Regions from separate parts of the Homo sapiens genome. Here all the other regions are linked to region 3. Evidence: chromatin loops called from intact Hi-C (ENCODE). Cell type or tissue: MCF 10A. All regions are shown on one strand.

The links. Hi-C counts contacts between places; a loop is a spot of excess contacts. Peaks named below come from ENCODE experiments on the same cell type or tissue, not always from the same donor. Only the 100,000 strongest peaks of a DNase experiment are listed, where the experiment ranks them.
Region 1: a loop joins it to region 3, with 15 times the contacts of the local background. A loop is called at or near these places in 6 of 110 quality-filtered maps.
Region 2: a loop joins it to region 3, with 8 times the contacts of the local background. A loop is called at or near these places in 3 of 110 quality-filtered maps.

What each region holds. Positions count from the first base shown.
Region 1 is chr6:88,473,431-88,481,430 of GRCh38, reverse strand. No RefSeq gene overlaps it. Among named protein-coding and RNA genes, the nearest start is that of CNR1, 310 kb to the right of the region's middle. In MCF 10A, a CTCF peak has its summit at 3,818 (motif pointing right); no DNase peak of the experiment used is centred here.
Region 2 is chr6:87,061,786-87,069,785 of GRCh38, reverse strand. LOC124901354 (small integral membrane protein 30-like) reads left to right here. Exons shown (of 2, transcript XM_047419629.1): 2 at 716-870. The coding sequence ends at 870. Among named protein-coding and RNA genes, the nearest start is that of CGA, 29 kb to the left of the region's middle. In MCF 10A, a CTCF peak has its summit at 3,160 (motif pointing left); a DNase peak (open chromatin) is centred at 3,145.
Region 3 is chr6:87,926,097-87,934,096 of GRCh38, reverse strand. It overlaps LOC105377882 (a long non-coding RNA gene), which reads right to left and starts at 2,656. Exons shown (of 3, transcript XR_001744246.1): 1 at 2,454-2,656. RefSeq lists an enhancer at 7,762-8,000. In MCF 10A, a CTCF peak has its summit at 4,133 (motif pointing left); a DNase peak (open chromatin) is centred at 4,106.

The DNA of each region.
Region 1 (8,000 bases), 550 kb before region 3:
TCACACGGAGATCAGCTTGACCAGAAGTGCAGATCTTGAACAATGCCTGAGATGAACCAAGGTCCCTGAAACAAGCACAGATACCACTTTACTGGATTATCTCTGATTCATTTATGAGGAGAAAAGTGGTTTTAATGTTAATGCATTAACACCCTCTCTGCCATTAGTTATCCTTATACTGATTTCCATAGCAGGCCTCTCTACTTTAATTCTTTAATGTGACTAATAATTATAGTGTTGATTCTATGTTCGGCAACTCCTAGACCTCCAGCTTTCCATCTGGTGAGATTCACTCTGAGCTGGGAGCTCCCGCTGACTTGACTGCAAAAGAAAGAAGCATCACCAATGGAGATTAATCCTCCCATCAGCCTTGAGAGAAAGGGCTGCAGGCCCGTGTGGATTTGCTCAGCACGCCACTGACTTTATTAAACAACCTACCAGACAAAGGGAAACAAAGTCTCTCCCTCTTTCCAAAGAGCACCGTGCCAAAAATGTGTATTAGATGGTCAAAGGCCATAGGGTCAGGTCCAAATGCAGCTTTTCTAGATACAATGAAGCACTTTCCCATGTTGCAGCTCAATCAAACATAGTTTTTGTAAGCCAGGGAAATTCAGAGGGAGGCTTGCGGTAATTTAGCAATCGTTTTTCTTATTTCCTGTAGTTGATTTAGGAGGAGGTCACTTGTTTGCTTAACGAACATTGAATTCCGTGCCAGAGAGGGAGCGAGGGCCTGGGAGCAGAGAGGTAGGAATGTGGCGCACAGTCTCTGCCCCAGGAAGTGCACGGGGTGGAGAGATGGGGTGTGGAGGCGACAATCAAGTAAATCCACAGTTCCAGCACGTCAGCAGGAGCCTGGGTCTCGAATCGCATGCAGCGGGCTTGGAGTAGATAAGATGTGCCTAGTCAGCCTAGGGAGGAATCAACCAGACTTCACAGAGGAGGTCAGCCTTTGAGGAGTCATTCACTTATTTGCAATTTATGGATCCATTTAATAAATATTATGGAATGTTAATTTCATTTTATGCTAGGTGTCATGGGCTGAGTGCTGGCCACCCCACATCACCAGAATCTGTGTCTGTGTCCTAGTCTTCGGAGCCCATGAATGTTATCTTCTATGGCAATAGACGTGATGAAGGGAAAGCCTTTGAGAACAGGCCTTTGTTCTGGATTATCTGGATGGGCCCTAAATAGAATCACAGGTATTCTCATAAGAGAGGCAGAGGGAGTTTTAGACAGACACACACAGAGAAGGCAATGTGAAGACGGAAATAGGAGTGATGGGATGACAAGCTGAAGAATGCCAAGGAATGCTGGAGGTCACCAGAAACTAGGGGACAGGCATGGGACATGGGACAGATTCTACCCACCCTACACCCCAGTCTGGGGAGGGAGTGCGTCCTGCTGACACCTTGTTTCGAAACATCTTGGCCCTCCCTCAGGGAGCTAGGGTCTAGCGCAGGTGGCACACTGGGGGTGATGAGCGCCCAGGCCCTGTGGAGGTCACGGGTGACCTTGGTAAGCACAGCTACAAGGAAATGTGAGGCAGAAGCCAGAGGGCAGGGAAGGGGCAAGCAAACTGTGTCCGTGGCAATGAAGGACCATTTTTGGAACACCTGTCTGTCCCAATATGTTTTACTGAGGTCAATGCAACAAACTCATTTTTAAAAAATAATGTTGATATTATTTTCTGATTATAAAAGAATATATATATATACATTGAAGAAAATTGGAAAAATACAGGAAGATAGAGCATAAAAACTGCCCATGCTCTCACTATGCAGAGATAATCCTTATGAACATTTCTGTGTATTTTGGTTAATGTTACTTCTGCACAGTTGTGACTGCCATCTCATATTTGTGGGTGGGTGGCCTAGACTTTGGGGTCTAAGGAACAGAAATTCTCTCAGTCTGGAAAAGGGTTTGGGTTTCAGGATGCATTAGGTAGGAGAGCTGATGTTATGTTTCTGTAACCAAATCACCCTGAGCTCCCAAAGGTTCGTTTCCTGCACGTGTTACCTATTTGTTGTAAACTGCAGTGATGGCGATTGCTGGGGGACTCTGCCCACGGCTGTCACTCAGCATCTCTGGCAAGGGTGGAATGCCTTTGGCTATTAAGGCAGGGAGAGAGAATGGATGCCACTCATGGGCTTTTCACCTCTTCCCCGGGAGTGACATGCAGCATCATCCCCTCACAGCCCAGTAGCACAACTGGTCACACAGCCACGCCTAACCGGAAATGGCTGGGAAGTGTAGAGGAGCAGTGCTGTGTCCGTTTTTGCACAGGGTACCTTGGATTGCCCGTGTTCTCATTCAAACATTGGCCCATGACCTGAGGTGGCCAAGTGAAGGTTCTGTGCACCATAGCAGGGGTGATAATTGGTCAAGCCAGTCAGGCTGCCACTTTCTGGGTCTGGGGAATGCAAGGAGAGTGGCCAGTGGGCTGCACAAGAGAAATGAAGTAGACATGGCGACCACAGACCCATGAGAGCAGCTCTGAGGCAGCCACTGCTCCTGATGGCTCTTTGTGCCGACTGATGTCCACTCCACACACACTTTACTCTCTGTGGCAATGTTGGTACTGCTCTCCAAAAGTTGCTACTGCAAGAGACTCCCTCTTTCCGAGCTGCCCTCAACCCTGGCTCCACCGATGGCTCTACACCAACTGCCCTACCTCAACCCATAAGGTGATGGCCCACAGTGCTCTATCTGCCACAAACAGAAGGCAACATGTAGAGAATGCATTTGGGCTGCCTCTCCCCATGTCACAGCACACCCTCTGACCAAAGTCCCAGCATTCCTGGAAAGCGAAAAGAAATGTTTAGGTCTCCAAAATGTGTAAAAAAATCAAAAATAGGTGAATTATGTATATGAAATAAGTACGTACATTATGAAACATCTTATATCTATCCTGTGAGGGGACAAATCACAAAATTCCTGCCAGGCATTTTTTTTTTTTCATGGACATCTGATCTGACCATTAGCACTGACCAATCAACTGAACCCAGACTACATACCACTGCAGCTTTCTTGTACTCCCACCTCCATTTTCCCTGAAGTCCCCTGTGGGTGTAGTAACCACTGTCTCTAGGGGAGGGGAGTAGAGGCAGTTGCCCAGTCCAGATCCTCCTTATGGGCTCCTGTGGAAACAAGCTCAAGCTTCTGCCTCCAGTTCTGTTCCCCAGCTAACAGGGTGGGCACAGACCACCACATGCTCCAGATGAGCTCACAGTGCCTCACTCCTTTCCCATGTGCTTGATAAAAGGTTCTGATTATTTGCCTCAATCTATAGATTTCCCAGAGTAGGAGGCTTTTGAGTGTCCTCAGCCGGGTCCTGAGCCCCATGGACTAGTAACTGCTGCCCTTCCCTCCTCAGAGGTAAACACTTTCAATTACAAACACTCTACCTGTGCTGTTGCCCATCTGTGCTTTCACAGCTGTATTTGTTTTGTGACGAGGGCAACCAGAAGACACGGGACTTTTCATCAAAATATGAGCATGCTTTCTGAAGTGTGCAAATCTGAAAGTGCCTACATCATGGATAAAGTAACATCAGTGGCCTCCCCATGCAGATCCGCCCTCAGCCATCAACAAGGGGTGCTTCAGTGCTGCTTTTCCTGGTAACACAGGCAGGCCAACCCCGTAGGAGGAGACATCTACTTCCCTGAAATCGCCTGTCCCTCTGAAATGGGAGATTGGCAGGACTTGCTTTCTGGTCATAACCCTGATGACCAAAGAAGCATTATGGACCTGTCTGCTCCAGGCAGGATAAAGTGAAGAAATCTGAAGAAACCAGCAGATGGTGATGTGGGTGCTCTCTGGCTGCTCTCATTACTCATTAGCATGGGACACTCACAACAGCGCCATCACAGTTTACAAATGCCATGGCAATGACCCAGAAATTACCACCCCTTTCCATGGCAATGATCTGGAAGTTACTAATCCTTTTCTAGAAGGTTCTAAATAACCAACTCCTTGATTTGCATTAACCCACCCCTTAATTTACATATAATTGAAAGTGGGTATAAGTGAGTATAAACACACTTGCCAAGAGCCCATACATTGCCAACTCTGGATGCACTGCTCATGAGTTTGCCCTGCTCTGCAAGGAGCAGTGCCATTCAATAAAAGATTGTTGTCTAACACTTCTGGCTCACCCTTGAATTCTTTCCCTGGTGAAGCCAAGAACCCTCCTGGACTAAGCCCCATTTTAGGGGCTTGTCTGTCCTGTATCACCCCCACAAAGTGTGAGTCTAGGCAAAACTCTCTCAAATACCAGTACTGGGAGGATTTTTGATTCAGACTTTAACCTGGTAGGAGGGTCTCAATTTGATAGCAAAGGGTGCTGTAGGAAAAAATATTTTTTGGAGTCAAGGAAATAGGAGGAAGGTCATTAATAAAAGTGAATGTTAATTCTTACCTTATATTTGGGTTTCATTTATTTCATGTTTTGGTGCATGCAGGTGAGTTTAGTTTTAGTACAATCAATATTAAATTAAAAATAAAAAATCATACATATAAAATAGGAAGGAAACCTATAATCCTTTTACTAACCTTTGTTCTGTAGAATACCTGAGTTAATTCTGCATAAAAACTTTCTTATTTGTAATGGTAAGAAATCCAACCTTGCTGAAATGGATTCTAACTTTAAGGAAACATCATTGGTATTTTCCCCCGTGGCAAAGGAGGCTCTAGTGAGTTCTAGACCCTGGAGTTTTTAGAACCAGGAGAAGATATCCTTGAATGCTCATATACCCATGAGGGGAGCCTGGGCAATGAAGTGAGGCAAACTCAAATGTTTTCCAGAAGGGGATTAAATGGCTTTCAGAGCTCAGTGAAATTGCCACCTGCCTTTGCCTCCTGCAAGGGAATACAGAAAAGATTTGGGATTAAGCTTTAGCATTGTCTCCAGGAGGGCTGTCTTTGCAAAAGGGACTTTTATGCCAATTCTATTCAGAGCTCCATTTTGATCAGGATGGGCTTGCGTACTTTCCTTGAGAGCAGGTATGTGATTACACTGGAGGTTTTGTGTTCTTCCCAGCACCCATGCAGGGTATTGTACATGAAAGGAACTTCTAGAATTCTCAAATTTCTAAAGGCTCCAGTTAAAAATTAGAGGATTCCTACTCATCATATCATTAATTGGGCCCCTACTCTTGGTACTTTGGTAATGTGCTGCCCATGCGTTGGGCATTGTCATTAATGTTTCACAGGTGGGGAAACCGAAGATGAGAGAGTTTAGGTAATTTCCTAAGGTCATGCAGTTTGTAAGGGGTGGAGCCACTATGAAAACCCAAATGTATCAGGTTCCTAACTCATACTCTGTGTCTGCCAGATGAAAGCAAGCTTTGCTTTAAGTTTCTTCAAAGCTAAGATCAGAATGGGTACAGAGATCCAGAGGGAAGAAGAGTTAGGCTAACAATACAATGAAAGATAATTGCAAGATATCTTCAGAGAGAGGACAAATATGGGGAAAAGTGCAAAGGTTTGGGACGTAAGGTTTTTGTACTTTTTTTTTTTTTTTGAGACAGAGTCTCACTCTGTCACCCAGGCTGGAGTGCAGTGGCGCGATCTCGGCTCACTGCAAGCTCCGCCTCCTGGTTTCACGCCATTCTCCTGCCTCAGCCTCCGGAGCAGCTGGGACTACAGGCGCCCATCACCAAGCCCAGCTAATTTTTTGTATTTTTAGTAGAGATGGGGTTTCACCATGTTAGACAGGATGGTCTTGATCTCCTGACTTTGTGATCCGCCCGCCTCGGCCTCCCAAAGTGCTGGGATTACAGGCGTGAGCCACCGCGCCTGACCTCCTGCCATTTTGATAAAATTATTTGTCCACGTAACTAAAATTTCTATTTCTCTTCCCTCTGTGATCATAGAGCTTCATGTTGATCCCATATTTGGTGATACCTGATACTGGTGTTTTTGGTGTAACTTTATAGAAGGTCAAAGTAGAAAGGGCTTCCTGGCAAGTACATGTTTTTTTTCCAAGTTTCCGGTGTCAATTAATTGTGCCACACATGGGGGTATGACAATTGGAGAAGGTGAGGTTGAGTTAAGTACTCTTCTCCACTTGGTAGTCACCTTTTCTAGTTTCTTCTTAAAAGTATATCTGATCGATGGGTTTTTATTTATGGCATCTTGACAGAATTTTAGCTTTTCTGGGACTCTCACAAGTTTACATCACGGGAGAAGGTGATAATGGTAAATCGGTAGCTTGTTAAATTGGATAATCCTGCTCCCACCTTCTGCAGCAAATTGTGGATTCCCTAATTTTATATCAGAATTACCTGGAAGCTGGCAGGGAAAGAGCCATGATTGTGGCTTGGGATGTATGATATAATCCCAGATTTTGTCTGCTTTGAGAGGCAGTGGTGAGGTAGGGCCTGCATTCCTATAAAAATCAACTTCAGAGTAGGCCAACCTGGGGAAATTAACCCTCATGATTTCTACAGTTACCAGAGCAATCCATTCCATATCAGCTACTAATATTAAACCTGTAAATATGTACAGTCATCATAAAATCACTAGGCATTTGAGGAGAATCAGGAGTTAGTATAGAAGATCTAGCTGGACCATCAGAGTCATTGCCTCAGGAAAAGAGAATCAGTGGTGGACATTAAGAAAATGAAAAGAAATCCAGGTAACATTGTCACTGAGTATTGAGAATGAGAATTGAGAACATATGACCTTCATAAAAGAAAAAGCAGGTTACCATGAAAAGGAAAAATAAGAGCAAGAAGGAGTCTTAAACATTACAAACATCCCAGAAATTAATGATATAAAAAAATAAACTCACTAAAATAATTTTATATCTTCTTTGTGCCTTTACCTACATGGTCATATTTTCTATAATGGAAACATATTTATTTAGTTAGGACATTCCAATAAAGGTTATTAAAAAAGATTTAAAGCCTTGGGTTTCATTTCTTTCCTAATTTACTTTTTAAAATGTATCTTTATTTTATATGTGGTTTGAATATTTCTATTATTTAGCTTTCCATTAAAAAACTCATCAAATGGCAAAAGTTATTTTAACTGTCAATTACATTTTTAAATACTATAAAACGGTAAGATTTAGATACTGTAAAACTGTAACACTAAAATTGGCATTATGCATCAAAATGCTAAAAATAAAAACAGTGTATAAAGGCAACTTTTTCTGACTCCAAATTCTTATGCCCTTTTATGTTTCTTTAGCTGAGTTGTCAGGAAACGATAGTGTTCTAGAACCAGATCCTGCAAATATTAAGAAATCTTCAGGGCCAGGAAATATGGATATTCTATAATTCAATATATAGAATGAAACAACGCTCTTGATGTATTTGCTATTTTGAAGGCAAAGGAAATTTGATTTGGACCAAGTAACCACTACTAAAAGAATTATGGTGTAAGTAGCAGGTACATTTTTCACTTTTGGGAATAAGATAAGCTAAAAAATAAAAGAGGCTAGAACTATCATCTTACACAATTTCACTTAGAATCTAAAAACAACCATCCTTAATATTTTTTTCTTTGCCAAGTAAGCAAGTAGAATGGAATCCAAGATGAAAAACTGCAGGATAACAGGAAAGACAGTGAAATGAATGCTCTGTTGGGAATTGCAGATAATACAAGAATGACAGACAGGGATGGAGGGGTAGTCTGGAAGTTGAACACGAATCAATAATGTAGTCCTGTTACTATGACAGGGAATACAGTGTGAGGACAAATAAAAGTCTAGCAAGTAGAAACCAAGGGTTCTTTGTTCACTCCACGTGCCATACTTTAAAGCACTGTTTTTATTTATTTCATGGAATACCAAGGCCTTTTGTGGGGGTGGGCAGGAGGGCTCTAAAAAGACCAACATAAACAAGTTTTAGAAGATAAGAATATTGAAAAGATATGAAATTATTTACTGCCTCAAAACCTAATTAGAATGAGGTAAGGGCATAAAGAAGCAAAAATAAGCAAAAATCCCCAAAGAAACATAGAAAGAATTGTATTAATTCGATAGGAAAAAAGAA
Region 2 (8,000 bases), 860 kb after region 3:
TTAGATATTTTCAGCATCTAGCCACGATTTATTTATTTATTTGTTTATTTATTTATTTATTTATTTAAGACAGAGTCTCGCTCTGTCGCCCAGGCTGGAGTACAGTGGTGTGATCCCCACTCATTGCAACCTCTGCCTCCCTGGTTCAAGCGGTTTTCCTTGCCTCAGCCTCCCGAGTAGCTGGGATTACAGGAGCCCGCCACCATGCCCGGCTAATTTTTTTTTGTGTTTTTAGTAGAGACAGGGTTTTGCCATTTTGGCTGTGCTGGTCTCGACCTCCTGACCTCTGGTGATCCACCCACCTCGGCCTCCCAAAGTGCTGGTATTACAGGCATGAGGCACCACTCCAGCCTCATTATTTTTTTTAAGCATGGAGAGTATCATAATCCTAGTGGCGCTTAAGTAGCAGTAGTCTGTTGCCAGGAGCAAGGTTCGTTGGACGGAAAGGACATGGAGGTGAGGATACTTTCATGGCAGACAGTGGTCATGTGTGGAGAAGGGGGGAGATAAGAAGGTTGTGATTACAAAAGGGGGTGCAAAGTGGGTTTCTGTAATGGCTGCCTCCTGGAAGGCAGTGTCACATGGAACCTCTTAGTCTCAGCACCTGGAGCTCCAGGAAGGAAAAATTTCAAGTCAGATAGAATTCTATATATACCATTTCTTTGGAACCTTCAGCCCTCAAGATTCCAACATCATGATCTGAATTTCAGCACAGTTGCCTTAGTCCTCATGTCACTATTTTGGTGCTGCCTGGGTGAAGCAGTAGAAGCCGGTGATGCAATCACTCTCTTGTTAGGTGTGGTTCTCAGCGTTACAGACATTCTTGCTTGCTTGGGGGTATATGCACGAAAGAGAAATGGACAGATGTGACTTTGAAGGGCCTACTGAATCAAGCCTCACCCTGAAAGGCTTTGTGCTATTGAGGCTAAACCTGAGCTTTGGTGAAAGTTTCCAGGAATCAGTAAATAGGGGAGTTTTACATTTTTCATTGTTTCCATGAAATGGGAACAAAAAAAAAAGAGTTTTCTTTACAACAAATAATGCACAGAAAAATGCAGCCTATAATTTGTATTTGCTGGTTAGAAAGAAGGTCAAGGAAGTAAGATGGCTGAAATTTACATAAGTAATATTTCATAGTTTTAGAATTCTCAAAGCACGTGAAATAGGAAGAAGGAAGTTCTTGCCCAGAATCCTAGAAAATCACCAGTATTCAGTTATAATCACTACTTCTTGAATCATTGAGGAGTCTTTTCTCCATATTTTGATTTGATTTTTGTTTTGTTATCTTCCAAGTTAATATTGTATTTAGATATCAAATAGCCAAAAAGGGAAACTTTTATCTCTGGGGAAAAAACATTTAGAAAAATGTATTCAGTGTATCTAATACTGAAATGCAGGAAAGATTTAATGTAAAAAAACACTATAGACATTGACATGGAAAAGATTTAACGTTAAAAAAGCACTTTATATCAACTGAGTAACATCCTCCTGATGAGAAATACTATATTAAATATAAACCCATTATGTTGTAAAAGAAAAAAAGGGTGGGGTGCAAAGCCGACGATATTGCATCAGTGATAATGGGAATGGTCAACGTGTTAGCTTGTAGAGAGTGCCAGGCACTATCAAAAGCATTCTATACTTTAACTTATTTAATTCCCATAGAAACCTGTGAGGAAGGTATTCTTATTTGTATTTCACAGGTTTAAAAACACAAGGGAGTTTAAGTCACCTGCCCAAGCTCTCACAGGTGGTAAGATTTGGGGTGCTCTTAAGTGACTGCCAGAGGTGCTCTTCAGTGACTGCCAAGGGATGGAACTGGAGAGCGATAGTAGAATCCAGACTTTTTGCTGAGCTTCTCTGCTGGGAGGAGAGGGGATGCTAAGCCTATTTTGGGTGAAACCTCCCCTTGGGAAGCTAGAGCATTGCCTTCCTTTTTCCTCAGATCACAATGCTGCTGGGTGGGACCTAGGGGGTAATGGGTCGGGAGTAAGGTAGGTCATAACCGGCATATCTTCTCTCTGACTGAGTTTGTTTTTAACTAGGACATCCTGAGACTTCAGTGAAATATGCTGATGGGAAAGGAAGAGAATGAGTTTCGGTGCAGAAAGGCAGCTGAGGTAGGTATTGCCATTTCCTAGCTGAGTATCATTGCACAAGTTACTTAACTTTGCTGAGGCTTTTTTTCCATGCCTGCAAAATGGAGATGATAATAATTCCTCCCTCTCCCTCAAAGGGCTGTTGTATTAAAAGGGGTGAAGATGTGAAATACTCAGCATTCACATATAATAAGTACTGCTTTAGTGTTAGCTATTTCGTTATAACTCAATTAAATTTTGTTAAACATGTACTATTAGCCCAAGAAAAGAAAACTGGAAATTGGAAAAATGCTAGTGTAGCTACAAAAGAAAAATGCTAATATAACTGGAGCCAGTTGAGACACATCCGATTTCCCTCCTCTCTTTGTCAAAGAAACTTTCAGCTCATGCTCTGGAGGTAATGAAAAGCTCATTATTATTTTCTCTTCTGGTTTGCAACTCTTCCTTTCAGGGGTTTGACAAAGGGGGAAAGCACAAGTTGCCTAATCTAAAACAGCATAATAATCGGTTGTCTTAGTGGCATTTCACGTTTTATTTTCCCAAGGGGATGGTTGCTGGAGCAGATGGACTGTCTGGGCCCCACAGGCAGCCTCTGGGCCTTCTTACAGGAATGCATTTAACCTATACTCATAATATACACACATTCACACAGTGTACCTATGCAAAATAAAGCTGCCAAGCTGCAAGTGCCTCTGTGCAATTAAAAAAAGGTGATAAAAAAATACAGCAAAACAAATTCTCTATGCAAGAACTTCAATTCGTTATGATTGTAAGCCTCCAATCTCACTCTCAGCTTAAGTCAATAATTGCATATTATTGATCTCTGAAAACCACTTCCGCAATCTCTTTCCGAGCTGGCTGTTTTTTTTTTTTTTCAGTTGCAGAGATGCTTTCTTTCTTTCTAAAAGATGGCCACTTCCTTTCATTCAGTGTTTGTGCTTCTTCACGTATCAATACAAGAGAAAAAAAATATTGTAAATGTTATGTGTCTGAAAATGAGTCCGTGGCTGGCTGCTTTTTATTTACTTGCTGGTTCCAAGGTGCTTTTGTGGACTTTGAGCTCCACCCAGTGGCAATGTGTAGCCAAAAACCTTAAAAAAAAAAAAAAAAAGAGACATGATTTGGAGATGAAAGAAAATATCAGAAGCAATTAATTAGTTTCCTTTTAAATGACCTAGAGAACCTGGTGTTTCAAAAGCAAGAATATGAACAGGTCATTGCAATCCAATCAACATCACTGTAATGCTGACCTTTTCTTCCTTCTTGCTTTTTCTTGCTTTGGTTCTTTTGTGCAGTTTTATTATTATGGTTGCTGCCATGTGTTTTTTTAAAAAAATGAGTTTTTGTGATGGTTTGTAATGCCTATTCCCTGAGGCTGTTAGAAACAGACATGTTAGTAGTTTAAAAGTGGATTGATAGCAATCTAATTCAAGTCCGCATGTTCCCACCACCACTCCATAGGGGTCTCTGAGATGTGTGATGCTGCTCTACTGAGGAGAGAGAGCTGCCTTGTCTGCTTATTGTAACTGGGGCTGGCCACATAATTCTTCTCTGTTTTTAAATTCAGGGTACTGCTAACCTTGTCAGGCAAACTAAATTCGCATGTGTTATAGACGCTCACACACTGTTAGCTCACACCAAACTCACAAACAAGAGGGTCCTTTAGATGCTATCATTGCTTGTCCTGTGCCAAGTGCAATGTCAGGGAAATCCAACACAGGTCCTTCCTTTTACTCACATCAAATTTCATCCTGTTGGTTTTGGTCCTAGTGTTGTTGGGGACCACAGTGTTTTAGTCATTTGGTCTATCGTTATATCATCTAGAAATTTAATAATCATTTAGGCTATGTTTCAAGCGATTGATAAACATTTGAATAAGACAGGGCTAATAAGTGCCATGGCAGCACACCAGCGTTCTCTGTCAACTGTTAATCAACATTTTGGGGGTTGGTTTCAGGAGTTTAGCTGGCTACTGTGAAGTTAATAAAATAATCACAACTATGACCATTTTTTTTTTTTTGAGATGGAGTCAGGCTGGAGTACAGTGGTGTGATCTTGGTTCACTGCAACCTCTGCCTCCCAGGTTCAAGCAATTCTCCCTGCCTCAGCCTCCCGAGTAGCTGGGATTACAGGCGCCTGCCACCACGCCCGGCTAATTTTTGTATTTTTTAGTTTCGCCATGTTGGCCAGACTGGTCTTAAACTCCTGACCTCAGGTGATCTGCCCACCTTGGCCTCCCAAAGTCGTGGGATAACAGGCGTGAGCCACCACGCCTGGACAACTATGACCATTTTTGATCATCTTTTATACCCAGGCTTTGAGCTAGGTCCTTGACATGTAGTATTTCAAGGACTCACATTTCTGCAGAGTATGCATTATTATCCTCATTTTGTAAGATGTCAAATAGAAGACTGGAGAGATTAATTGATACAATCAAGGTCACACCCAGCTTGGAAGTGATGGAGCTAAATTTGAACATACACCTGATTGACTTCAAGGTCTACAGACTTTTCATTAGACCAGATTGCCTCATTGTTCCATCTTCTGGAGGCGTGACTCTCTGAAAGATGACCCATGATCAAAAGAATGAGAGAAATAGAATTACAATTCCACACAAGTTTAGCTGGAAACAATTAGTATTGTTGGAATAATTAATTAATTCATTATTATTGTTATTTTTGAGATGGAGTCTTGCTCTGTTGCCAAGGCTGGAGTGCAGTGGTGTGATCTCGGCTCACTGCAACCTTGGTCTCCCGGATTAAAGTGATTCTCCTGCCTCAGCCTCCCAAGTAGTTGAAATTACAGGTGCTTGCCACCCTGCCCGGCTAATTTTTGTATTTTTGGTAGAGATGAGGTTTCACCATGTTGGCCTGCCTTGGCCTTCCAAAGTGCTGGGATTAATTAATTCATTATTAACGCAAGTCAGGACTGCATATGTATAATTGTTTCCGGGACTATGACAAAGTTACATTGTGATGAGACTGTCAGTCTTCCTTATGTCAGTATGATAAATGGAGTAAGTACCAACTACTCATTAGTGAGTTAAATGTATTCAAATCCATTAGAAATATATGACTACCATTTAGGATGAAGACTAGTAACAACAGTGCATCCTTTCTCTTCTCCTGACCCTAGTAGGGATGCTTTTCATGTTCTGCTCTTAGGTGTGATGCTTGCTGTAGGTTTCTATTTAGTAGCCATCATTTGAATGAAGATTTCTTCTATATCTAGCTTGCTAAAGGTATTTTAAAAAAATCAAATGCTTTTTATGTGTCTAATTAAACAGTCATATTAAACATTTTATTGTAAAAGACATCATATACAGAAAAGGTCTATAAGACACTATGTATGGTCCAAAGAACAATATTAAATGAACACCTTGTATGAAACCACTTGTTAAAGATATTTCTGCTGAATGTTATCAGTTTCTTAGAAGCCTTCTGTGATTCCCTTTTCTTCTTCCCAGAAGTAACGATTATTCTTATATTTGTGTTAATGGTTTGCTTTTCTTTATGGTTTCACCACCTGTGTACATATCATTAAGGATGTATAATTTAATTTTGCCTATATTTGAACTTAATCAATGGGACTATACAGTATTCTCCTGTACTTACTTTTTCTGGCCCCAACATTGTTTGTTTTAGATTCATCCACATGTATGCACCATACTATAGTTCATTCATTGCCCGATAGCACTCCATTGTATGCTGATGCCACTATGCATTTATTTACCATCCTGTTGATGGACATCTGAGTTTGTTTCCAGTTTGGGGTTATTACAAACATTGCACTATAAATATTCCTGTACATACCTCTCAGAACACACATGCCCTTTCTTCTCTGTGGTGGCCATGGAGGTGCTGCACTCAGATGTTCTTCAGGGGAATTAGCTTTGAGAAGCACGGCTGATTGACAGCCTCCCACTGCCACACCTTTGGATCTAAGGTGGGTCTAAAACTGCTTCCCTGTCCCATCCCAACCAGTGGCCAAGATAGTAAGACAAAAACCTTATCAAGCTCCAGGAATTGGTGCCACTGTTAAATAAATAATGCAGGGATGGTGGTCTCTATCTTTTCTCCATTTAATTTGTTGGTGGGCTTTTAAGTGGGTGCAAGCTGAAAATAGCAGCTGCATTGGGGATGGCCTTGAAAAATCTCGGTGGGCTGAAGGCTTATTTATTTTGCATCTTAGGTCTTCCATCTGAGGTAGGTTTCCTTCAGAATACAGTATACTCTTTTGAATTTTTAAAAATAAGGATCTGTCAGTAGTTGTTTCTCTGTTTTTGTTTGTCTAAAATGTCTTATTTTGCTCTTATTTCTGAAAGTCTTTTCCTCCTTCTGCCCTCCATCTCCCTTTTCACTCTATGATATGGTTTGGCTGTGTTCCCACCCAAAGTCTCATCTTGAATTGTAATCCTCATAATCCCCACATGCCAAGGGAGAGATCAGGTCGAGGTAATTGAATCATGGGACAGTTTCCCCCGTGCTGTTATCATGATAGTAAGTGAGTCATGAGATCTGATGGTTTTATAAGTGTTTGGTTGTTCTTCTCGCGTTCATTCTCCTTCCTGCCACCTTGTGAAGATGATGCCTTGCTTCCCCTTTGCCTTCCATCATGCTTGTAAGTTTCCTGAGGCCTCCCCAGCCATGCGAAACTGTGAGTCAATTAAACCTCTTTCCTTTATAAATTACCCAGTCTCAGGCAGTTCTTTACAGTAGTACGAAAACGGACTAATATACTCCCCTCCATCCCTCCCTCCCTCCCTCCCTTCCTTCCTTCCTTCTTTCCTTCTGTCCTTCCTTTCAATGGGATATAGAATTAGAGGTCAGTAGTCATTTCCCTCCACACATTTAAAGATATCATTTCACTGGGTTTTGTCTTCCATTGTTGCAAAGTTGAGGTCAGCTTTCCATCTTGCTGCTTTCCTTAGGCTGCTTTTAAGCTTTGTAGTTTCAGTATGGTATGTCTGGTGTAGGGTTTTTTTTTTTTAAATTCTTGGGATTTGTTGGTTTCTTAAGTCTAAAGGTTGTTGCATTCCATCAGTTCTGAAAATTTCTCACGTCAGGTGTAGTGGCTCATACCTGTAATCCTACCACTTTGAGAGGCCGAGATGGGAGGATCACTTGAATCCAGGACTTTGAGACCAGCCTGGGTAACATAGTGAGATCCTGTCTCTATAAAAAATTTAAAAAAATTAGCCAGTATGGTGATGCATGCCTATAGTTCTGCTATGCAGGAAAGCTGCAGTGGGAGGATGGCTTGAGCCTGGGAGGTTGAGGCTGCAGTGAGCCAGGATTGCACCACTGCACTCCAGCCTGGGCAACAGAGCAAGACCCTGTCTCAAAAAAAAAAAAAAAAAAAAAAAGCCTGCAGAAAACCCAAAATAAACTTCTCAGTCATTAGCTCTTAAAATATTTTTCTCCACTGTGTGTTTCCTCTTGAAAACATGGAGGAATAAATCAGCATAAATAACAAAAGTGTTCAGATTTGAGAGAATTAACTATCTAAGAAATATTTATTTTGATGGAAATATGTATAAATTATAAAATATATCTTCCTTTTTTTTTTGAGACAGTCTTACTCTGTTGCCCCAGGCTGGAGTGCAGTGGCACAATCAATGGCTCACTGCAACCTTGAACTCCTCAGCTCAAGTGATCCTCTTGCCTCAGTCCCAGCTACCCACTAACCTTTTTGAGAAATGAGGTTGAATCATGTTGCCCAGGCTGATCTCAAACTCCTGGGCTCAAGTGATCCGCCGACCTTAGCCTCCCAAAGTGCTGGGATTACAGGTGTGAGCCACCGTGCTGGGCCTCCCTATTTTTCATACAAGGATATGATCAACTATGTAATCATTTATTGCAGTGGGAAGCAGGAGCTGGCTCCTACAGATTGAGGAGAGCC
Region 3 (8,000 bases):
GTACAGCCTCCATCATAGAACACGGAACTGTAAGAGAACCACAGCTATTCCCCAAGGCCAGGTTTCTCCACTTCCGTGGACTTCCAGATCACCTGGAGGACTTGGTAAAGTACTAGTTCCCAGGCCCAGCTGCCAGATATTCTGAGTCGTTCAGGAAAACTGCATTTCTGCATTTTTAATAAGCCCACAGAAATACAGCTCTAAGGAAATTATTCTAGAAGAAAAATCCAAAGCCCAGTAGAGAGGCAGAGGTTAGGCTGATTATGATGGTTACAAAGCTCCAATGCCTGCTGGAGCCAAAGTGTTGGGGTGGAAACCAATGTGTATGTGATCAGGCAGCTCATCTGCAAGAGGTAGAGAGACCAGGCATGGGTAGGGAGAGCCAGGAGGCCAGCTGGGGCATGGATATGGCAAAACAGAGGGCACAGGGGACAGAGGAAGGTTGACATGTATATGACTGCCTTCGAAGCAGGCCAGCCCTCCACATCCTGGATGCCAGGGTGCCCAGGCACTGGTGCTGAAGCTGTGGGGCTCAGAAGATTCAGGAGGGTAAATCAGTCGGTCACAGCAATTCCCCAGCTTTGGTTTTCTTCCAGGTGGCTTTGTTTACTTCTGAACTAACATTTTTTTTCAGTTACTGTCAGCCCAAGTAGAGGCAGTTACTGACACAACGTTGTCTGATGTTCAGGGAGTTGGGGGTGCTGATGATGACAGTGGGGGTCTCCTGGCCTGGCACCTGCTATAGTAGCATCTGGTATCTAGACCTGAAAAAGGGCAACATGACCCAACAAGAGGAAGCTGCCATTATCATAAAGGCACAGTTAGTTTCCCTGGACTACTTTTCTCTATTTTTATTTTCTTGTCAATCTGTGGTTAGATTAAACTCTCCCCTGATGATTGAATGTCATGATCACAGGCAAGAGAAATATTTGATGGTTTGGTTGATTGTGGTATACATGATACAAACCTTGTCTGTCTTTCCAAACTTATTTTGCAATTACTAACAGTCCAGGTGATACTGAGGGAGAATTCTTAGCCCAGTATTTTGCCCTCACTCCTCACCATTAGGGTTTCTATAGTTCCCATATTCACTTTGACGTGTACTTTTCTGAGCCAAGTTAGGGAAGGAAATGTCTTATATTGAAATACAAAGAGACCATTAGGACTTCTGAACCTATTCTCAACCTCAGTCCTTATCTAAAATGAGATCCAACTTAAGGATTTTAAAGCTCAACAACAACAACAAAATCAGGAATAAGTGTTACAAATTCTCCTTCCAGAGTTCATGTTCATTTAAGGCTGCTAAAATGAAGCTATTCTTCATTAATGTTCAGATTTAATCAGATGGACAATGCTCTGGGTTACATAAGTGGTAACAGAAATGTTAAGGAGGGCATTTGGTTGAAAGAACTTTCTTCCTATCTCCTTGTTTCCGCCTTGATTATACACACAGCACCCTGTTGCTTGCTCATTTACACAAGAGGAAGAGTTGCTAATCTGCTCTCCAGCCCTGACCTTCATCGGGTAAGGGCACAGCGTTGAACAGTGATAGGCAGCTGCAAGCACCTGGTCTTCTACTCGCTGTTGCTGACTGAGGAAGGACCAGCCTGCAAGGGCAGGCCTGTGTCTCCTTGTCCGCTTCTTGCTCTATGAACTCTTGTTCTTGTGTGGGAATCAGGATAGTCAGGACCTTCCCTGTTAGGAAGAAGCTCTTTGGCTCCCCTGTGGCCTTCAGCCTAAGCCACATGCTAGGTTTCAAATTAACCAGAGACACTTTTCACAGGGCAAGTGGGGTAGTATTGTTGTAATTGGAAGCTTGCTGAGATGTTAATAAATATGGTTAGTATTCTTCACTTGGCTGCTGATCTTTGCAGATACAATTTTTTCAGAAGGGAGCATGAGTCTTAGGATTTAGACCCCAATTTCTCTACCTTGACTATTTATTAGAATTCTCCTAAAGTGGTTGAATATTTACTAAAAATCACTTTGTGGCCCTTAGATCCTGTGCAATTCTGTCCTCTGCACTCTGAGTAAAATCCATACTCTGCATTATAAAAAGTCTCAGGTATTTTCTACCACTTTAGCTTTAGTCTGGCAAAGACCAAAGGCAGGGATGGTCCATTTCCACTTAGAACTTCACCTGTAGCTGGATGCATTATTCCTAAATGATTTGTGGAAATTTGGGTTTTAGTCTGTGATGAGACTGTAAGAACCTAGTTCATTGCAAAGGCTTCATTTAGATGTTCACCATCTTTGCCAACTTGGAAATGAGGTCTACCCCACCACTGGGAAGTTTCCAGAACATGAAGATCTTAGAGGTGATCTTGTCAACATCCCACCCAACTCAGCCAATAAGCACATATTGAAATTGTGACCAAAAATTTGCCCATTTACACAAGAGGAAGAGAACCTATTTTCCCCAAACTAACATTCCATAGTTTCTTATTACTTACCCCAAGAGACTCCCACAATCTTTAGAATCAAAATGGTGCTTCCTTCTAGGGTAGATCTTTTGTTTTAGTTCTCTCTCTCTTTTATCTAACAGTTTCTCTCCAGTTGATAGGCCTTCATTTATTTGACAGTCAGTGATTAAGCCATTCTTTGTCTTTCTTTTCTCTAGAAAAGATACAGATTCTGTTCATCCTAAGTATGTACAGGGCCTTTAAAAATCACTCTTGTGGGCCGGGCGCAGTGGCTCACACCTGTAATCCCAGCACTTTGGGAGGCCAAGGTGGGTGGATCACCTGAAGTCAGGAGTTCGAGACCAGCCTGGCCAACATGGTGAAACCCTGTCTCTACTAAAAATGCAAAAAATTAGCTGGGTGTGGTGGTGCACCCCTGTAATCCCAACTGCTCAGGAGGTGGAGACAGGAGAATCGCTTGAACCCAGGAGGCGGAGGTTGCAGTGAGCCGAGATTGCACCATTGCAGTCCAGCCTGGGCGACAGAGTGAGACTTTGTCAAAAAAAAAAAAAAAAAAAAGCACTCTTGTGTATTCCTTTTCCCTAAGAGAGCCATATCTAAACTAGTCCAGATCTAAAACAATGCCAACATTTTCTGGGGGTAACTCACCAGGAATGAACACTTCTCAGTGCTAAAAAGCCTTTTCTATTTTCTTGCTCTAGGTAAAGCTCTTTTCCTCTTCTACTCTGGAAACAGGGAGTAACTGAGCATTGTTCTCTGTAAAAATAACCCTTCATATATTATATATATTCTTTTTTCAAAGTGGCTAAATTACCCTCAAAGTATTGCTTTCTATAAAAGCCCCACAGTATATCCAGCTAAAAGAGGAAGGTTAAATAGAATGTGTGAGCATAGTGATTATTTTAACAATTAGAAATTATTCTGATTTATAAATGCCCTTTCCTTATATATGGTTGCAAATGGTCCTTTTTTCCTTCATCTTCCTGTCTTAGCTTCCCCACCATCAAAACCATCATCCCAAAACCTAACTATTCTGCCTAGAGTGTTGATTATCAAGTTAAATTGTTGGTTTTTCCATATAACCTATCTCTCATCCTCCTACTGACTTCACTACAGTGGGTTGTTTGTTTTCCTGAAGACTGGGCCTTGTGCACCTTCGTGTACTTAAGCCATGCAAAGGGAAGAGAACCTACTCCATATATAGTCACTGGTTGGAAACACAAATGAACAGATGAATGAATCAGAAACACCTGCATACAACCTCTAGATTAGTCAAAAATGCCTAAATAACACCACTGGATTGTGTTCAACCCAACCAGATAATAACTATTTTAACAGCTACCAGTGTTAAGCTCCCCAACCAGGCTTGTTGCTTTACCTATGATATGTCCTTCAGCTTACAACCCCCCTGTGAGGTAAGGGGTTAAGGGAGAGGATTAGCAGAGGTTGAAAGACTGACTGTAATGTCCCCATCCTTTAGTGTCACCCTGATCTTGCCCTCCTCCCTGCCTCCCTGTCTTTAATCATTGAGGTCCTGCAGTCCATGAAGATTTCTGTAGTCCTCATGGGCAGCATTCAATCCGCCAACACTGAGGAAATCAGCCAGCTGGCCTTGCACGAAATCCTTCCTCTCCCATCTCTTTGTCCTGGGCCACAGGAGTGTGTAGTCTGGTTCCCATGTGCCACCTGCTGGTCTCCTGAGTCACTGCTTCCGAAGTGCCTGAGTAGTGCCGAGTAGTGGCTGAAGAAAGGGAAGGAGCGGCCTTTTCACAGCATGTGCACGAAGTGACCCAGATGCCTAGACTGGGGTGTGAATTAGTTCATTCTGACTGCACGTCAGCAGTGGAGACTAGGAACCTGAGGCACTGGGGAAAGAGGTCTCTGCCCAAAGCCATAATCTGTGTTTAGGAATTCTTAGTCAAAGCATTCTTTAGGCATGCAATCTGCCGAACATCCAAAAACAAATGTTTAAAACAGAAAACAAAAGTCTCTGTGCTCATATCATAATAAATACGTGTACAAGATGAATGGGTCAGATAAAACAAGAAAGGGTTATTCGGGTATTTGGTAAACCTATGGCAGTCTCTCTGGAATAAAATAAAGAGAGGAGGGAGGCAGGAAGAGAAGGAAGGAAGGAGAGAAAAATATACACCTTCACCAGAAAAATATTGCTTAATGTACATGTAATTATTCCTAAAAACTCTCCAGCTGAAAATGTTCAGGATTTCTTTTTTTTACTTGAACTAGCCTTTTGGAAATTTATACAAAATAATAAAAATCATTGATTACAAGCTTATTAAAAATTAGATGCAGTCACAGAGATATAAGGTGGGTGCTTATAGAGATAGCAGTATTGATTCGCTAGCAACAGCTCTTCGCTCATAGCTATGATCCAATGAGCTTCTCTGGTGGTTTCCCAAGGGTGAATTATGGCCTCAGTCAGTTGGGTTTCTGGGCAAACATTTACATGAATGATTCTGTACAGAGGCTCTCATGTCTCCTCCCATATATTCTTCATCTAGATCACTAAATAACACTTCTGAATTTCCAGAGACATGTACCTTTGCCTTCTGCTTTAAGAGGTCTTTATTTCAGCTGGGTGTGGTGGTTCATGTCTGTAATCCCAGCACTTTGGGAGGCTGAGGCGGGCGGATCACGAGGTCAGGAGATCGAGACAATCCTGGCCAACGTGGTGAAACCCTGTCTCTACTAAAAATACAAAAATTAGCTGGGCGTGGTGGCACATGCCTATAATCCCAGCTACTTGGGAGGCTGAGGCAGGAGAATCGCTTGAACCAGGAAGTCAGAGGTTGCAGTGAGCCCAGATCGTGCCACTGCACTCCAGCCTGGTGACAGAGCGAGACTCTGTCTCAAAAAAAAAAAAGTCTTTATTTCTCACACACGTTACCTTTGTGTAAAATAGTTTCCCTCCTAAATATCTTCCCCTGCTCTGTTTTCTTCAGCCTGAGGCTCAAAAATTTTTACACGGAAGCCATGTCAATGAATGATTACAGAATTCTTTTCATTTCTTCCTCAAAGGCCAGAAGAATACTGAGGAAGACAATCCCTCCCCATCGTCCTTTTGCCTGAGCTTCTGCTTAAATGCAGGTCTGAGCAAAGTTGAAAACCATGGGCCCTCAGGCAGAGACCTCATAAGCGCTGTATTTAAGGATCTGAACAGGAAATAAAGATTTTGACTTTTTTCTTGGCATTGTGCTTGGCCCTCTGGTTTCTCCTAAGGGCAAGCCCATTTCCTCTGTATCTCGGAGTCTGTTTTGTTTTGTTTTTTATATTATTTTTATTATTTTTTGGGACAGAGTCTTGCTCTATTTCCCAGGCTGGAGTGCAGTGGTGCGATCTCAGCTCACTGCAACCTCCGCCTCCTGGGTTCAAGGGGTTCTCATGCCTCAGCCTCCCAAGTAGCTGGAATTACAGGCTTGCACCACCATGCCCAGCTAATTTTTGTATTTTTAGTAGAGACGGGGTTTCACCATGTTCACCAGGCTGGTCTCGAACTCCTGACCTCAGATGAGCCACCCGCCTCAGCCTTCCAAAGTGCTGGGATTACAGGCCACTGCACCCAACCGGATTATCTGTTTTTAAAATGGGGCCAGAAATTTTGGAATCAGAATGTTAATAATATTATACAATGATGGTTAATATGCACTGAGTGATGACTATGTGCTAGACACTGTGCTAAACATTAACAATGGGTTGTCTCATTTAATGCTCATAAAACCCTATGAGATAGGTAAGAACTCTTATTATCCCCATGTTATGAGTAAGCATAGGTGAACTACAGTGGATTAAAGTACCTTGCTTATCGTCTCTTTAACATGAAATTCCTTCAACATAAGTAAACACCTATTATGTGCTAGCCAATAAACTGGATGCTGGAGCTCAGGACTAAACACAAACATAATCCTCACTTTTGAGGTTTGCATAGGCTCTAAGGAGCCCATGAAGGTAAACTTACAGGACCAGGAAAGCTTTGCAGAGGTTTCAAAGAAGTGTACTTCCAGTGGAATGGGGGCTCCTGGAAGGGAGTGGAAAATCTCTGGGGGTAGGGAGTAGGGGGTTTCAGGGAAGTTCTTAAGATAAGTAGTGCCTTAGGGGAATCTTCAGCAGAAGGAAGAAATGAAGTTCAGACTCCTGGTGATCAGAAGGCCTTCAAGATTTTCCATTTTCAGAGGACTCTGAGACCCTGGGTTGGGAGTCCTGACCTGCCAGAGTGCACATATTCCTATTAATGGTAGGATAAGGCCAATGAGAGGGTCCCCACCATGTGGCCTCGAACCTCCCATTCATCCCCCAAAGTCCAGAAGGAGCAGTCAGGAAAAGGAACCAGCTAGCCTTATACTTGTGAAAAAGAAGTGATTAACAAGTAGCCCTCTATGATTTCTATGTAAACTCAGATCGCAAAAGGCATTTAAATACTTAATGAAAGGATTTCCTCTACCTAGTTTTAGTCCTGCTTATTGATTGAATTCCCTTCTAATGACTGGGCTTTTCTATGTTTGAGCTAAGTTGTCTCTGGGAAGGGAGGTCATCTGAGCGCCTTAGGATGTCATATCCTTCTTGGCAAGTACAAGAAACAGGTTTGAAGAAGCCTGGAGGACATTTACCAGTGATCTGGTCTGGGAAGTTGTGGTTAGGCCACAGCAGAAGGGGACCAATTACCACCATGTACCATCTGGGGGCCAAACACTCTTCTGGGTGCTTTATATTTGTGACCTCATCTCAGGTGGACAATGACCTAGCCAAGGTGGCTCTCATAATCCTTCAGTCACAACTCAGAGAATGGAGTGACTGCACAAAGGACCCAGTGGTGACTGGCAGAACCGGTACTGTGAATCAGCTGTCTTTGAGCCTGGAATTATATTCTTCTGGAAATGCCTCTCTTTACCCAGGCCAGGCAGTTCCCAAACAATTCCCCAAAAGACGCCAGATTTGTGAACAGATATTGGTTGACTAAAACATGTTCCCCCTACAGGAAAAACAACTCCAAGTGCATGCCTTAATGACAGTGCTTCTGCAGTGTCCCCGCTGTACCTGGGGACAACATACTATCCACAATGGATAGTATGTACTGAATACCTACTTTGTGCAAGGGACTAAGCTGACAACTCTGTATACAAGAGCTCATTTAATCTTATTATTATTCCTGTTTTATACAAGGTTAAGTAACTTGCCCAAAGTCACAGCCAGAACTGGGACTTAAACCCAGATCACTCAACTCCAGAATCCATGTTTCATGACTATTTTCCTAACCACTGTTTTTCACTGCCTCTCCTTGAGGGAAATAAATCAGTGGGCCCTGGTATCTGAGAAACGCCACCACAAGACAGCCAACCTCAGCGCTTTGTGGATTTCTCTAATTCTAATTTCTAGTCCCTGTTTTTGTCACCTGTGTGAGTGGTAACGGCCTGAAGCACTGGTATTACTAAGACAGGTCCCCCATCCCCTAAGCAATCTTGAGGGCTGTGACGAACTATAGATAAATGAGGGTAGGTTGAGCACTTCGAATTGGAACGCATGAAATTGGTTGGATTTGTAATCAGATGAGAGAAAGCAAAG